Regions from separate parts of the Homo sapiens genome. Here region 1 is linked to region 2. A link is a loop called in an ENCODE intact Hi-C map of the cell type or tissue named here. Cell type or tissue: psoas muscle. All regions are shown on one strand. Links, peaks and the distances in the headings refer to the core of each region. The heading gives the core; the rest is flanking DNA. Region 1 overlaps PLCL1 (phospholipase C like 1 (inactive)). Region 2 overlaps PLCL1 (phospholipase C like 1 (inactive)).

Evidence for each region. A loop is a pair of places that touch in the nucleus more often than their neighbours do. Peaks named below come from ENCODE experiments on the same cell type or tissue, not always from the same donor. Only the 100,000 strongest peaks of a DNase experiment are listed, where the experiment ranks them.
Region 1: it touches region 2 in a loop (2.5-fold over the local background); 13 of 110 quality-filtered maps call a loop at or near these places.

What each region holds. Positions count from the first base shown.
Region 1 is chr2:198,050,168-198,058,956 of GRCh38, reverse strand. All of the region lies in intron 1 of PLCL1 (phospholipase C like 1 (inactive)), which reads right to left. Among named protein-coding and RNA genes, the nearest start is that of PLCL1, 250 kb to the right of the region's middle. In psoas muscle, for the core only: a CTCF peak has its summit at 4,471 (motif pointing right); no DNase peak of the experiment used is centred there; H3K27ac peaks cover 2,042 bases.
Region 2 is chr2:198,123,448-198,132,236 of GRCh38, reverse strand. The region is part of intron 5 of PLCL1 (phospholipase C like 1 (inactive)); the gene reads right to left. Among named protein-coding and RNA genes, the nearest start is that of LINC01923, 250 kb to the left of the region's middle. In psoas muscle, for the core only: a CTCF peak has its summit at 4,386 (motif pointing right); a DNase peak (open chromatin) is centred at 4,416; H3K27ac peaks cover 435 bases.

The sequences.
Region 1 (8,789 bases), core at 425-8,424, 73 kb after region 2:
GGTTAGTTCCTTGGAAATCTTTAAGAAAAAGACAAAAATGAAAGTCATATCCTGCTCTATAATCTGTTTTTGCATGAGTATTTAATGTGCATAATTTTAATTCTGTCTTCAGCCTGATTGAAGGAATCGCTAAAATGGAATGAAATAGAATAAAATAAAATAAAGCAATCATATGTCTTTATACTAAAATCTAAAAAGAACGGAGAATTTTTGAAACTGACCTATCTATATAAGACACATATTTGGATAAGTAAAACAGCTATCTTTTAGATTGCTATGATATCTGGTACAGGTAGATAGAGCAACTTGCTTATATAGAATATAATTAAAGTAGTTCTTAATTATATTTATTAATATAATTAAAATTGTTTATTATAATTGTTACTTTTATAAACTATATCCCTCAAAATGATTTTTTAAAAATGTTTACAGAAGCCAAGCAGTCTGGTAATTGCATGTATTTGATCTTATTAAATGGCACTTTTTATTCCTGAAAATTCTTTTCTATGATTTGACTATAATTTAATATTATTTTGATGTATCGAAACTCATACACTAAAATGAATTCTTCCTCCTTTACAGTAGACACCTTGAGAAGGGATATATTTAATTTGGGATGCAGCCTTTGATTAAAGGTACTGTTTTATTAAAAATTAAAATTTTATTTATAGAATTGTAGGAAAGCAATGTCTATATAAAACCAACCATACAGAAGGACATAAAATGGAAAGTAAAATTCAACCAGTATCACAAAAATGCAGAGGTATCACTATTAATATTTTGGCAAATATCTTTCCAGCCATTTATTTATATGAATATGTTACATAAAGAAAAAACAACTACAAAAATACCATCATACTATATCTGCAGTTCGAAAACCAGTTTTCACTCCACACTATATCAGAGGCATCATTCAAAATAGGTAAGTTTTAAGTCACATAGTATTTATTTGTTGAATCCCTCTTTGATGGATATTTCTATTTTTTTCCAATTTTACATTACTATGAACAACTCTGCAACAAGCTAAATGCATTTTCAGAACACGATTTTGGAATAATCTTCTAAGTCTAACACATAGACATCTGCAGTTTTAGGAAACTATACTTCTCTAAGTGTATCTTCCCTTGGAAATATTCAAGTCTTTCAAAATCAGGTCTAGTTAATAAGAGTAGCACTATTTCTCGCCACGCCTAGCTGTGACTGACAGAGGAAATTCCTTGTAAAGCACTTGGAGTTCCATGCATCATACTTTTTTGGTGGTAGTATGATAGAAAAGAGCATAGACTTTGTCAGGCAGATCTGTTTGTTTTTATAAGTAACTTTTTATTGAAGTGAGCATATATACAGAAAAGTACACAAATTATAAATATACATCTTGATGGATTTTCACAAAATATACTGGGTAACCAAAACTGATATTTCCTCCTTTTATTACTGCTTTTCTATTCACTATGTAATCTTGGATAAATCATCTCTCTGCACCTTTGAAATGGGCATGACAATACCTGCCTTAAAGGTGTACCGAGAAGACTAAATGAAACAATGTGTACAAAGCATCTAGTACACAGTAAAAAAAGGTTAGTATCCTCCCTACTACCCCCACACCAGGGAACAGGTCCTGGCCACATCCTCACCAGCTCCTCCTGTCCTTCAACCCAGCACCATCAAGAGCCTAGGATGCCTCGTTCCCCAGACTGCTTTCATTATGAACCTCTCCATTATAAAATAAGTTCTTAATACTGTTTGAGAGGAATACAATCACATCGAGGACTCTAATTTAGAACCACAGAGTATTGACTCCTAAAAGATAAAGAGGCTCATCTCCATTAAGAAAAGTGGTTGTTCAAATGATTCACAAGTTTAATTCTGCTACTTGCCAAGCATTATTAAAAATATAATGAAATGCAAAGCTCCCTGAGTTTTCACCAGGGCACCCACACATGCCAAGTGCAAGTCTCACTCAGCAGCTCAAAATGTGCTATATCCTCAAGCATAAAACCCTATTTTTATTCAAAAACCCCAAATCAAGGTTGTGGATAGCGTTGATTGAAATGGAATTCATCTTTTGCCATTGCTGCTAAAGCTATCCAGGTGCTGAATGTGGTGTCCAGGGGTGCAAATCAAAGTCAGCAACACCCAACACTTCAACAGGTCTATCTACACTGTGAGGTCTCAACCATCGCTCAGGGACTGCTCTATCAAGACAAAATTTAGTAATGCGGTAAGCACACTGCCAAATGCTAATAGTCACAAAAGAAAATAGTGCAAAAATAATTTTGTTAAAAAACAGCTACTATGAATCTATATGCTAGGCTCTCTGTTATGTAAGCTCTTTACACACACGATCCTATTTTCCCCTCACAACAGGTCTTCGTGGTGGTTTCATTATCACCATTTTGCAGATGAGGAAACTGAGGCTTTGAAAGATTAAGTAACCTGCCCAAGATCACGAAGTGGAAAGATAAATTGAGATTCAAATCTGGCTCAAAGGAGAGATAGCTTAAATGTAATCCTAGGTCTGTCTGACTCAGAGGCCTTGGTCTCCAAAAACTACATAGTACCAGAAAAGTCCCACTTTGTCCCACTGATGTTTGCATTCCGATCAAACACCAATCTTTTAAACTAATCAATCCTTATGGGGGGGAGGGGAACAACTTGATATTGTAAGGATAAGAAAAAAATTATTAAACCAAAAGCCTTCCTGATGAAAAATTCTGTTGCTAGAATTTTCCAGTTGTTTTGTTTTTAATTAGCAGGTAATTAATAGTGTGATAAACAACATGAAGACAGAGAAATGTTATTGAAATGGTTGTTGTCTATAATAATTTTCTCCACTTCTTTGAATGCTTTTAATTTTAAAATTGAAACACAGGCATCTTAGTGTAACTCCCTCTCAATTTGAAGCCAAGAAATTGTGGAAATTTCATATGGAAATTTAAATAATCCCTTTATCTCCAAAGCCAATTATTTTTCTTTCCTACTTGGAACCTGCCCACCCCATTTGACTTCCAGCCATAAGCTTGGAGGTTGGTTGGAAAGCTGTAATGAGCTGAGGCTGCCAGCATGTCAGGTTCCATTGTGTGTATGTGACCGCTGATCACGGTGATGAAACAGTGATTATTTCATCCCTATCACTACAAATAAATGTGATTTTATGACAGCACTGGAGCTTTCATCATTTATTTAAAAGGAAAGAAAAAGATGTAAAGGTGGCTATACAATCCTTATCATAAAAATCTGTTTGCTCCCTGAGATCAGCAGTTGATTTTAATTTTATATTATCTATGTCGTTGTGAGATAAAAAGCCTTATTAATGTAAACATCATTCCAAGGAGAACCATGCTTCATGCTTCACCTCATCATATTTTAGAAGTACATAACATAAACGGTTTTCTCCAACTAAACCTAATTCACTCAGAGTTGAAAAAAAAAAAACAAAATAAAAGGTTTGAGAAACTACAGAATATTGATGTATTTAAGATTCACATGAATCAATTATTCAGTTATCTGGAGACTATCTGGAAATTAGATGTAATGTAATACTCCAAGAACATCTGCAATAGATCTTTCTCTCTCTCTCTCTCTCTCTCTTTCTCTCTCTCTCATACACAGACACACACACACACAGAGAGAGAGAGAGAGAGAGAGAGAGAGAGAGAGAGGCTTTGACCAGCAGTCCTTGAGGTTTGTGAATATTATGGGTTTAAGAGTTTAAATCAATTGGTTTATGCATTTTTCAGCCCCAAGTTCCTACAAAACAGGAAACGTTATATTTGCAGAATGCAGGTCAGAGCACTAGCTGTTTCTTCCCAGAACCTTCGACCTGTACAACGTGACTAAGAAGTATTTGGGAAGAGAGTTTAGGAAGGGTTTCCTGTTTGTCTTCATTTATTAGACTCTTCTTTTCTTTCCCAACACACATATACTATATAAAACATCATGAATGCCATATAATGTGCACCTTCTGATTTGCCAAAATGTTTTTATATTTGTTTTTCATCTGAGGTCATTTCTTAATATATCTAGATATTGTTCCCAAAGATGTGGAATCATTTCTCTCCCTCAGAGATCATTATTTTCCATAATGCCCCAGTACATTGAGGAAGTGGATTCCAGCTTGCTGTAGCAATGTTGGCCATCCCCACTATGAACTATCTTAACCCACAGGGAAATCAAAATCTTAAGTATCTGCTGTTTTACTTATTAAGTCTGAACCTAAAAGCCAGTCCCAAAAATGTCTCTGAAATTTTGCTGGCCATTTGGAAGTCAATTTTTATCTCCTCCCACAGCACTCCTCTTGCAAATGTTGCACTGACAAAAGGAACAGCCTGCTCATCTTGGTCCCTTGGTAAAGAGCTGCTGCCCAACTGGCAAAGAATGGGTTCCTATTCTACTCCCAAAAAAGTTACAGAGATGGGGCTGGAGTCAATGGTGTTAGATGTGTTCCAGGCTTAGCAAGCCACCAGGGGGCATTCCCTTCTGGGCCACACACTGCTGTCCTCTCTGAATTTTGTTAAGACTTGTCTTGTCGCCTAAGATGTGATCAATCCTAGAGACTGTTTCATGTGTACTTGAGAAGAAGGTGTATTCTGCTGCTGTTGGATGGAGTATTCTGCATATGTCTGTTAGGTCCATTTGGTTGAAAATGTAATTTAAGTCCAACACTTATTGATTTTCTGTTCAGATCATCTAAACAAAAAATCAATAAATATTGGACTTGAATTATACTTTTACACCTATGTGTAAATGTGTGAATATTGGACTTGAATCACATTATTATACCTATGTATTTAGGTGTTCTGATGTTGGGTGCATACATATTTGCAATTGTTATGTCTTCTTGAGGAATTAACCTCTGTATCCTTATGTAATGACCTTCTTTGCCTCTTTTTGTAGTTTTTGACGTAAAGTCTATTTTTATCTGACATAAGTGTAGCTACCCCTGATCTCTTTCCTCTGAACATTTTTACCCTTTCCCAAGAGAGAAAGGCAACTCCATAAATACTCCTGCAGCTGCAATACACTGAAGTGGGAAAGGCAGTGAAATCATGAAGTTTATCTTCTTTGACATGCTCTACACAAAACCCATTGGTTCTACACCCAAACCAGTTCCCCTTCCAAAGGCCTGTCTTCAACAATGGCAGTCACAATTATCTGAATTGCTTTATTTCTCCTGATCTTTTCCCCATCTAATAGGTTACTGCTCTCTTTCTCCTTTGGCAGGTCTCTCCTTCCTTTCTATTTCTATCACAACCAGCCTAGTTGAAGTACTGCAGCTCACAGCTAGATTACCGAAATGGACTGGATCAATAAGGGTCCAATGAGGGAAATAGGAACCACTCCAACATTCTAAAAAGAGGGAATGTAATACAGTGACTTAGATACATCACTGCTAAAAGAGCTAAGAAGCCAAAAGAGAATAAAGAGGCAACCCGGAGGCTAACAACTGCAGGTAGCTACTACCACTCCTTGGCTGGAGGGACAGAAGGAGAGGATGGTATTACCAGCACCAAAGGGCCAGAGTCATGGAAAAAGCTGGAACCACAGTGGGCCTGTCTTACACAAGCTGGAGCCACAAAGCAAACACAGCAGCTGTGCTTGCCTGCCCATCTCCTGCCAGTGCCTCTCATTGGCTAAACCCAGCTGGGAAAGAGCTAGGAAATCAGCCTGCAGGGGTTGAACCTTCAGCCATGCAGATAATGAAGTGGGAGAAAAGGAATAGATCTGACAGCAAAAAAGGCCAATGATTAGTTCATAAGATAAATTCACTCTTACATGTAGCTCTCACTATAGATTACTGACTTCCCATTTTATATAATGAAATATGGCCTCAAGAGGATAAGTACCAAACCGAGGGTCAAAGTACCAAACCTAGGGTTCTATCCTGCAGCCCAGGCTAGAACTTGAAGGTCTCTCAGACCTAAAATCCCACTTTTTCCCAAGTCTCCACTGCCTTCTCTTGTCAGTTGCCCTTCAGCTACAACATTTATACCATCATGGGCTATATATAGCATATGATTACTTTTATATAATAAGCAGAGACTATAACTGTAATCTCGAGGCTCCAGTCTTCTTCCAGGCTAGGAATGAAGGGGGAGGTACCTCATTTTATTTAGAGGCCTCCAGCACCTTGAGGAGATACTTAACCTAGTCAGTCCCTTCTTCCCTGCCAGTCCAAGGCCCAGAATCAGCAAAGCCTGTCTTACCTGGAATGAGTGAGCACTTCCCAGGTGGGATTTGAGGAGACACAGAAAAGGCCCCACATTTCAAAATGACATTCCTTATTTTTACTCATTGCTTCATTTCACAAATATTTATCAAAAATTCTATGATATCCAATAAGGACTATGGGAAACCTGTATTGGTTGGTGCTGAAATAATGCTTCCAAAATTTATGTCAATTAGTGTAAGGTAATGGTTTTTTTTTTTTTCAACCTCTATAGCTATAAAGACAAAACAGAGTGAACTCATACCACCAAAGTCTGCACACTGCCAGAGACCACCAAAGAGTCCCATTTTAAGCTATCTCTTGCTTTTTAAAAATGCATAAATTTTACATTATACCCCACAACAGTTCCATTTTAATCTAAAAAATAGTGAGATTTGGGCTGGGCGCCATGGCTCATGCCTATAATCCCAGCACTTTGGGAGGCCGAGGCAGGAGGATCACGATGAGGTCAAGAGATTGAGACCATCCTGGCCAACATGGTGAAACCCTGTCTCTACTAAAAATACAAAAATTAGGGGCTGGGCGCGGTGGCTCACGCCTGTAATCCCAGCACTTTGGGAGGCCAAGGCGGGTGGATCACCTGAGGTAGGGAGTTCGAGACCAGCCTGGCCAACATGGAGAAACCCTGTCTCTACTAAAAATACAAAAAAATTAGCCGGGCATGGTGGCGCATGCCTGTAATCTCAGCTACTCAGGAGGCTGAGGCAGGAGAATCACTTGAACCCAGGAGGCGGAGGTTGTGGTGAGCCAAGATCACGCCATTGCACTCCAGCCTGGACAACAAGAGTGAAACTCGGTCTCAAAAAATAATAATAATAATAATGATAATTAGCTGGCCGTGGTGGCACATGCCTGTAGTCCCAGCTACTCGGGAGGCTGAGGCAGGAGAATCGCTTGAACCCAGGAGACAGGTTGCAGTGAGCCGAGATCGCGCCACTGCACTCCAGCCTGGCGACAGAGCAAGACGCCGTCTAAATAAAATAAAATAAATAAATAAAAGTGAGATTTGCCAAAGAAACTTCCAGTCAAAGCAATTTTCCAGGATAAAATGCCATGGTAACATACCTAAATTTGGAAAATTTGGGCATAAAGTTTTGCATCCTGCTAAAAATGTAAATAACTCAGAGAAGGGCTGTTTTTTTAAGATATGATCAGGGGTTTTGTTTGCTTGTTTTTGTTCTTCTTGATATGAATGTGGTTGGAAGATATTACATATTCTTAAAGTGTAAACAAGAATATAAATTTTCAAGTAGAAAATTATATGTCTAATTTTCTTCTAATACTATAAAAAAGTAGTGACATCTATAAATCATAGACTCATGTTTATCATAACCATTAAAAATCTAAAACTGTAATATGTTAGCATTAGGGGAAGCTGGATATAGAGTATATAGGAACTATTTTTGCTATCTTTACGAATGTTCTATTAACCTAAAATTGTTGCAAAATACAAAGTTTTTTTCTCAATCCTCTATATTTTTAAAGTCCCCATAGAACCTATGGATTGTTTTTCCCTAGATATGGAAAATCCCTGTATTTGTTCCTCTTGTTATCCATTTTTCAGTTCCCTTTCTAATGAGTTTGTTCTCCTTATAATTTTCTTGTATCTCTGACCCTTCAATTTGACTTCATTTTGTGTTCAAGCCAGGAAAACCTACCAATTTGAACTTGAAAGAGACAGAACTCACTTAGCACAATTTTCATTCTTTACGTTGTCGTTGTACCACGTTAAAATGTTTTCCCTTCAAATAATTATATGGCATAGCACTTTGAAATATGACCATTTGCGGAAACCCAATTTCAGAAAATCAAACACAGCTCACGAAGGTGCTGACTGGATAACAAATTCAATCCAGGATCATAGATGCCTCTAAAGAGATAGTTGCCAGATGTTCTTTTGGATATGGGAGAAGATAAAGAATTAGGAAAGAAGAGGCAAAGGAGAGAACAATCATGAATTAAGCAGGGACTTTTTAGGGGAAAAACTAGAAGGGGAATTTTTAATTCCAAATAATTTCCTATCTGTCAAACTGGCCAACTGATATATGTAAGTCTTAACTTAAATATCACCACCTAAGCCAAAGGAATGTTGTGAGACATATTTTAAAATATTTGTCTGTCATACAGCACACAAAACAACCTTTTAGCATTCAGCTTTGAACTGAAAAAGTTCTAGTAAGTTGTGTATTTTTTTTTATCAATCTCAAGGTTCCCAAAATGATATCTTTACTACATCTCCATTTTATTTACTCAAATAGATGATATCTTCTTTGTCTTTTCCCTTTTTCCCTTACTCCTCCCCTGCCCTCCCCACAACCCCAGCACCCCATCTCCTGAGACATAAGAGGGATAAAGGATCCTCAAGTATCTACATATTAACCATGTACTGGGTATTGAAGAGTTACTTTTACTTTCTTGTTTAACTCTGTTTTCCTCAAGTCTCTTATTTCTTCCAATCTCACCTACCACTGTCTACAAACAGCCATGAAAACGTACAGAAAAAAAACAGGCCTCGGCAGACAGATGTCCTGAATATTAAGCTGGAGCTGTTTCCATGCTC
Region 2 (8,789 bases), core at 608-8,607:
ATCAGTAGCTGACCAGTGACCTATGAGATGTCCTGATGCCAGGCAGTAATGACAGCAATTAGACAAACCAATTGGATTAACTCTTTCTGAGACTGAAACTGAAAAATTCTAAGAGTCTTAGTTGGTTGTGAACAGAATGAAGTGCTAGAAAATATAGAGAGGAATAAAAGACCAGCAGAGCTGAGCCCCTGTAAGCCCACAGCACTAGAGTGAAAATCTACAATTCTTGCTCTTAAGGCAAGGAAAGGGGAAATGGAAAAGGAAAAGATAACACAGTCCTCTAAAGCCTGCTTCAAATGTGAAGGATCTTCTAGCCTGAGATTCCATGAGGCTGCCCATTCAGTGGCTCCTCTTCTTTCTAGGAGATGTGTTCCCTGCATCGTCACATGCAGTCTCACTTCAAGAAGCCTGAATGAGTCCCGTTTTATTTTAAATGAGAAATGACAGGCTTGCTACAATTTTAACCACACCATTTGATTGCTTGATAACCAAGGCAAAATAGAGTTTAAACCATGTCCTGGCTAAGGCTTTCAAGCTTCTTGCAGAGAAAACCAGAATCAGTCAAAAGGATAGAAAGAATAGGGGTTATGGCTGATGTCTGCAGTGGGAAGAATGATTAATAAGTTATGAATTGACTTTGTGACTTTGGAAATGTCCCTAACTCCTGTGGGCAGCAGTTTCCTTTTCTCCAAAACATGGGGATTTGACGAGACGTTCTTTGATTTGACCTCATATGCTAAATGTCTACTGTTTATTAATTGGGGCTCAGGTTAAAATTGCTATGTTAAAATTCATCACCTAATTGCTTACAATAATAGAGACTGTCTCGTGAAAGATAAAAAAGCAATTAAAGTGCTATGATAGTGGAATAGCAGAGTTCTGTGGGAATACGTACAGGGATACCTAACTCTGTTGAAGATGGGAGGCAGGAGAAGGTGAGGTGTCCATGAAGGCATCCTGAAGACTCCGTACCTGAGCAAACACCTGAAGTACAGATAACAGTGCCCCATGCAGTGTGAAAACAACAGGATGGGGGCTCCCAGGGAGCAGGGGTACAAGCAGGGTTACACACTTTCAAGGAAGAAGGGACAGTCCATGTGACTACTCAGCATGAAAGCATCCCTGGTGCCACTGAGGAAGTGGAGAAAGTTCCATGTGGCTGGAGTAGTGCATGGAAGAAGAAGGCAATGAGAGACGAAGCTGGAGGGGAAGGAGGGGAGCTGAGAAGACAGGCCACAATGAGTTTCAGAAGAGAAGTTAAGAAGGAGCTGTGGGAAGCCCTGGAAGGGCTTTAGGAAGGGAGAATGGCCATGACCAGCTTTACATTCAAAAAGATCACTCCAGCTCTATGCTATGGAGTGGGAAAAGGATAGAGGAGAAATGACTTTTCACTAACTCAGGTGATAAATGAAGATAACTAAGGTGACGGCTATGGGAATGGAAGTTTCCTAGGGAGGTATTAAGGAGGTTGACCCAACGGTGCTTGCTAACCAATTAGAGGTGGAGAGTTAAGAAAAGGATCAAGGATAACCCCCAGGATTTAGGTTTGGATAACTCTGAGTTGTCATTTATTCATTCAAGCAGGAATTCCAGAGGTGTCACTGAGGATAAGCAGGACATATGGATAGGGATAAGCACAGCTGGAGACATGCCGACCTTGCTGTGGCTGAGTGACCTCCCAGGTACAATGCCTGGGAGGTAATTTGATATATAAACTATATGGGAGGATGAGCAGGGATCATCAAGAGATAAAGAGAGTGACACCTGGGCCAAAAATACACACTTGAGATTTGACAGCATGGTGAAGATAATCAAAACCCTTTGCATGAACTGTGTCCCCCAGGGACAGAAGGTGGAGTGAGAAGATAGCCTAAGCTAGAACCCTAAGAAATACCAGCATTTAACAGAATAGCAGAGGAAAGGGAACCTGCAAACGATTCTGGGAAGAAAGAGTCAGAGATGTAGGAAGAAGAGAGAAGGGGGTGGTGTCCCAGAAATCAAGAGAAGCAGTGTTGCAAGAAGTGGGGAGTCAGCCTGGGAAATATCACAATATTCTATCTCTACAAAACATAAAATTAGCAGGGTGTGGTGGCATGTGCATGTAGTCCCAGCTACTTGGGAGGCTGAAGCAGGAGGATTGCTTGAGCCCAGCAGGTTGAGGCTGCAGTGAGCCATGATCATGCCACCACAGTCCAGCCTGGGTGACAGAGCAAGACCCTGTCTCAAAAAAATTAAAAAAAATAAAAAGTAGGGAGTGCTTAGCCACGTAGAATGTTCCCAACTAGTCAAAAAAGATAAAAACTGGAAAAGTGTCCATGAGATTTTGTGACAAGGTGGTTATTGGTGACCTTGGTGAGAATGATTTAATGGAGTGTCGGGGAAGAAGAAAGATTAAAGTTGGCTAAGAAGTGAGTGGGAGGTAAGGAAGTGGATTCGGCAAGTATAAACAACCCTGTTAAGAAGTTTGACTATGTAGGCGAGGAGATAGAAAGAGGAAGGAGATGAGCTGAAGGAGGGCTGAAAGTCCTTTAGAAAAGCCCGTTTGTATACATATTGTTGATGAAAAAAGCAAGCCAAATTCTGTAAAATATTTGAAGAGATTTATTCTGAGCCAAATGTGAGGACCATGACCTGTGACACAGCCTCAGGAGGTCCTGAGAACATGTGGCCAAGGAGGTTGGGTTACAGTTTGATATTTTAAATTTTAGGAGGACATAAGACATCAATCATGGTTTGGTAGGGAAAGGCAGAACAACTCGAAGCAGGAGACTTACAGGTCATAGGTGGATTCAAAGATTTTTCTGATTGGCAATTGGTTGAAGGGTTTAAGTTATTATCTAAAAAACCTGGAATCAATAGAAAGGAGTGTCTGGGCAAAGATAAGGGGTGTTGTTGGAGACCAACGGTCTTATTATGTAGATGAAGTCTTATAGGTGGCCATCCTTAGAGGCAATAGATGGCAAATGCTTCCTATTCATACCTTTAAAAGGTACCAGACTCTCAGCTAAACTCTTCAGGATCAGAAAAAGACCTGGAAAGGGAAGGGGCTTCTCTAAAGGAGGTAAATTTCCCCCACAAGAGATAGCTTTGCAGGGCCATTTAAAAATATGTCAAAGAAATATATTTTGGGGTAAAATACTTGATTTTTCTCAGGGCCTGCTATCTGTCATGTGATGCTATACTGGAGTCAGGTTGGAATTTGGTATCTTATTGCTACAAAGAGCCTACTGTGTCTTAAGATCTCTGTTTTAATTTTAAGGCCGATCAGTTCAGCCTGAATTCCAAAGGGAGGAAAGTATAATGCAGCGTATCCAATTCCCTTTTACCATTGAAACTGCCTTTGCAAAATTATGACTGAGACAGTGAAAGAGATCCAACTTAAATGACTCCATCTTGCCTCTAACCTCCAAGCTGGGCATAGGCTGAACTAACTTTGGGAAGAACTTATAGTTTATGGTTTAAAACAAGAACAATAACATCCCTTTCCTAAAATAAACCTCCTTCTTGACTACTAACAGTAGCCACAAGATTAGAAATTATGGTTTAGGAGTCATGCAGCTGGAGGCTACAAGATTCTGACCCTCCCTAAACTGCTCCTAAGATCAGTACTTGAGAAGTTTTGCAGACCCTGCACTTGACGGATCAACTGGCACCACCATATCAAGAAATTGGCCCATCTGATCCTGTGATGCCCACCCAGGAACGGACTAAGCGCAAGAAGACAGTAACGCCCCATGATTTCCTCTCCATAATTTCATCTCCGACCCAGCCAATCAGCAGTCCCTGACTCACTGCCCCTCCCCTCCCACAAATTGTCTTTAAAAACTCTGATCCTGGGGAGACAGATTGGAGCAATAATAAAACTCCAGATTCCCGCACAGCTGGCTCTGTGCGAATTATTCTTTCTCTATTGCGATTCCCCTGTCTAGATGAATCAGCTCTTTCTAGGTAGCATGAAAGGTGAACCCAACTGGGTGGTTACACCATCAGGTTCCCATCATGGCCTGAACTAGCTTTTTGGAATTTTTTGGAATCCCCTTGTCCCCATAGGACAGGTCCATTCAGTCGGTTAAGGGGCTTAGAATTTTATTTTTGGTTTACAATATAAATGCAGTTAGGCTGAACTACGAATGAAAGGAAAAAGACAAAATACAAAATGGAATGACTAAAAGCCTCTACTTCTAGTACTGATCGTTGTTCAAATTTGTGTTTCATAGCATCCTAATTTTTTTCTCCTTATTTTAGAGCCGCTTTATTTGTGTGAAGTGAGAAATTTACTCAGCAAAATAAAAAGTACATAAATTTATATGTAAGTAAATCTACCTAAACTTAAAAGTAAAAAAGCAGGGATGACTACCTCCAGAAAATGAAGATTTTTCACACTGTCCAGCAGGTGGCTCCCCTGCTTTGGACTTAGGTAGGGAGTGCCTGCTGTCCACAAAAAGCTTGTGCTCCAATGATCAGAAATGGCTTCTAAAACCATGTGGTTTATTCCTCTGCTTCCATGTAGATTTGCACCTAAGTCATTCTAAGCATATAAAAATGACCTCAAATAGATTTTGAAAACTTACCACATCATCAAAAAACATTGGTGTATCCCCAACCTGTGTAAATAGGCATTTAAATTAGAAGTAAACACTATGTACACACATTTTCAGATGGAAACTATCTTTCTTAGCAAAACCTGAAACTGTCATGCCTCTTCAAAGGGAGAAAGCATATCTAGCTATTTGCTTTCACAATTTGGTGAAAGAGAGAAAAAATGGTAACGTAAAACTATGTCCAATAAAGTTTATTTCATATAATTTAAAAAATATGTTAAAATAGCCATACCTCTTATATGTATAAGACAGTATCTTTATACTTACTGTTTGGAAAATTTTAATATACACAACTTAATCTAACATGATGTAAAGCTCTCAGGTTTAAATAATCTGTTGGTATTATAAGACAACATTCTTTCCTCTACTTGGTAGGGGTCATTAGCATGATTTAGCATGTGGAAAATGTTATCATTATGCATTTATGATTATTCACAGTAAAGAGGGTATGTGGATGGAAGGGCAATTGAAAAGGTTCACCCCATAGACAATTCCCTTTGCAACTCTTCCATCCTGCTGTGCTACAAACTGCCTACTAACATCAGAAATAACATGGGAGAGAGAAGGGCAAAGGTCAGTTTTTCAACTGTCAGTGTAAAAGGGACTAAGAATACACCACCCCCCACACACACACACACACACACTCACACACTCATTCACTGTACTAGCTAAAACCAGCGTCCCTCACCTGCCAATCTGCTTAGTAAATGGCTCTATCTTGTTGTTGTTGTTTGAGACAGGGTCTCACTCTGTCACACAGGCCGATGTGCAGAGGTGCAATCATGTCTCACTGCAGCCTCACCCTCCAAGACTCAAGCGACTCTCTCCTCAGCCTCCCAAGAAGCTGAGACTATAGATATGTGCCACCATGCCCAGCTAATTTTTGTATTTTTTGTAGAGCTGGGGTCTCACCAGGTTACCCAGGCTGGACTGGAACTCCTGAGCTCAAGGGATCTGCCCACTTCAACCTCCCAAAGTGCTGGGATTACAGGAATGAGCCACCGCGCTTGGCCTGGCTCTATCATTTTTAACTTGCTAATGGTGTGAAATGAATGTGAGCACCTAGATTTGGAATCTAGGTTGACGTCATGGTTATGAGCTCAGCGCTAACGTAGGGATGGTTCCCTCCACACAGCCCCTGGGTGGTCCCCACAGCCCAGGCAGCAAATCATGTGACCTCTCACTCTTTCCATCTTTTCTCATTTTCTGCAAAACCTAAAGACAAAAAGTTGAAAAGATTAGCCACTAAGCAAAATCACCTCAGAAGGAGACAAGGGCTTTTTTTGTAGGACAGGCACAGATTTATCATCATAAATGCAATTCTTGTTCAAAAAGATCTCAAGGCTGAGTCTTCTAGATTGTAGAGGAGTTGGGGGGTAAGCACAGAAGAGAAATGGTGTATGCAGAGACATAGAGGCAAGCACACACATGGGATATTTGGAGAACTGCAGAGGGATGGCCATGTTAGGAGCAGAAGGAGTAAGTGGAAACTAATCAAAGAAAAATGAAATCTATTGTAGGGAAAGTGTCCTACTTAACCTGAGGGAGTAGCCCCACTAGAAACAAATTAAAGAATTATATACACCTAGACAGGATTTTAAAACTTTGTTATCCTAGAGACTTGAGAAGCTATATTCCACTAAAGAAAATATATGTTGACTAATATTTGAACACTTCATGTATCTGTTGTGTCGCTAAAGCAAAAATTTACACGTCTGTTCAGAACAAACACTGGAGCATTCTGCTCGGTCTACTAGGAGGATCCCATGGCCCATTTTTGCTTACTCTTTAATTTTCCATATTTTTTTGTTCACACACCCAGGCTGACACCTGCCAGAGGATGTTTTAGTACTAGAAAGAAATCAATGGATCCTGGCAGCTGTCTCAGCTCCCTTCAAAGAGTGACCTTTAGGTGTGGCAGCCAAAGCATATCTCCCACCATGACATATTATATTTTATAATCCTCAGCTTCAGGTTGCATGTTTTAATAAAGTCTTCTACTAATGTCACCTTCAAGGGTATTAAACCAACACAGCTGATTTCCTTATTCTCCACCCACATATTCTTTTCTTCTTTTTTCTCTTGTACTTGAAAAAAAATGGGAATTGGTGGTACTGAAGCTGAATTTAATTCTTTCAGCTGTGAAAAGTCCAAACATTGCTATACTATTTTAAAGTAACAGATTCCAATACTCCTCATATCTGTAAACCACATGTTGTTTATTTTATGTAGTCATATATTTTAAATAAAAGGAAAAAATATAAAAATCCCCTAGTTCCTATGGACAAATTGCTCATACATACAAAAATGAGCACTCACAAAATGCAAAACCCCAATACTCATAAGACTAAGAGGAAAGGAAATCTGTCCTTGGTTTAAAACCAGCCCATTCTTCATTTTGAAGGCCAGACTAAGATGAGATTTATACTATGGCCTGCAGCCAAAAGTGGACTATTTTGGTAGATATAAATATATATATCTTCTGTTCTCTAAGGAATTAAGCTAAGGGCCCTCTTTCTTGACTTTGCAGGTCTGGCACAACTCTAGAGCCCAGATAGCATTCTCTGGTGAAACTTTCAGCAGTGCAGAAACATTCTGTATCTCTGTTGTCCATTATGGTAGTCACTAGCCACATGTGGCTACTGAGCACTTGAAATGTGACGAATGCCCCTGAGGAATGGAATATCTAATTTTATTCAATTGTAATTATTTTGTATTACTTAAAATAGCACACCTATGGCTAGTGCTTTCTGCATTGGACAGCACGGGCTAAAAAGTGCCAACCTTCAGCAAGATAATGAATTAAATAAAATTATTTTTCATTCTCTACAAAGTACAAGCCAAAATAACTAATTATGGCTTGTACTTTGTAACATCTGTATCTCCCATAAGAACATAAACTCTGAATGCAGTAGCTGCTTCTATCATGTTCATAGAGGCATCCCAGGAGTTAGCACAGGGCCCGGCCAAAGCAAGATTTTGTTTGTGTTTGTTGAATCAAAGGCTTTGTTTGTGTTTTTTGAATGAAAAAATTAATTGAGTGCCACTGAATTCCTACTCCCCTCAGCCTAGGTCCCAATTTCCCAGGACTATGACTAACCACCCCCAAGAAACCTCATCTTCCAACTTCTTAATTCTGGCAAGGAATAGTCAACTTAACCAAAAATTAGCCTATCCTTTTATAACTAGTTCATTGCCCCCAGCTTTTTATGCAGGCCCATTTTAACAAGACTTTTCTGGAGAAAATTATCAAAGGACTGACCATCATGCTAATTAGTAATTTCAAGGTCAGACAATTATAATTATTTTAATTACATTATATTATGACAGGTATATCTGGGAAAGGCAGAAGCCAGTGGAGTAACAATGTGTGTATTTGTTGAGCGATAAGCTAGTGAAATTCTAATCACGCTGGTTAAGGAGACTGTCCTATCTGCCCACATAAAGAACAAGTCATGTGGCCAAGGGCACCCCACTTTACATAAAAATGCATCCTAATTAAATTACATTTTTCTGCCAAAGATCAAGAGAAAATTGTGGAGTTTTAAGTTTGTGTCCTGATGAGTTTTGCACTAGGAAACTCAAACGTTAGCTTTCTCCTCCTAGGTCCCTGTATTAGTCTGCTAGGGCTGCCATGACAAAGCACCACAGACAGGGTGGCTTAAGCCAGGGTCCCCAACCTTTTTGGCACCAGGTACTGGTTTCATGGAATACAATTTTTCCATGGACTGGGGGGCTGGAGAGGGGTGCATAGTTTCAGGATGAAACTGTTCCACCTCAGATCCTCAGGCATTAGTTAGGTTCTCATAAGGAGCAAACAACCTAGATTCCTCACATGCACAGTTCACAATTGGTTTCCCATTCCTATGAGAATCTAATGCTGCTGCTGATCTGACAGGAGGCGGGGCTCAGGCAGCAATGCTCATTGCTGCATGGTCTGGTTCCTAACAGGTTACGGAGCGAGGTTTGCTCTGTAGCTTAAGCAACAGAAATTTATTTCTGACAATTCTAGAAGCTAAAAGTCCCATATCAAGGTGTTGGCAGGGTTGGTTTCTTCTGAGACCTCACTGCTTGGCTTATATAGATGGCCATCTTTTCCCTATGTCTTCACATGGTCTTCCTTCTGTACCTGTCTAAGTCTAAATTTTGTCTTCTTATAATGACACCCATCATATTGGATTATCCCCC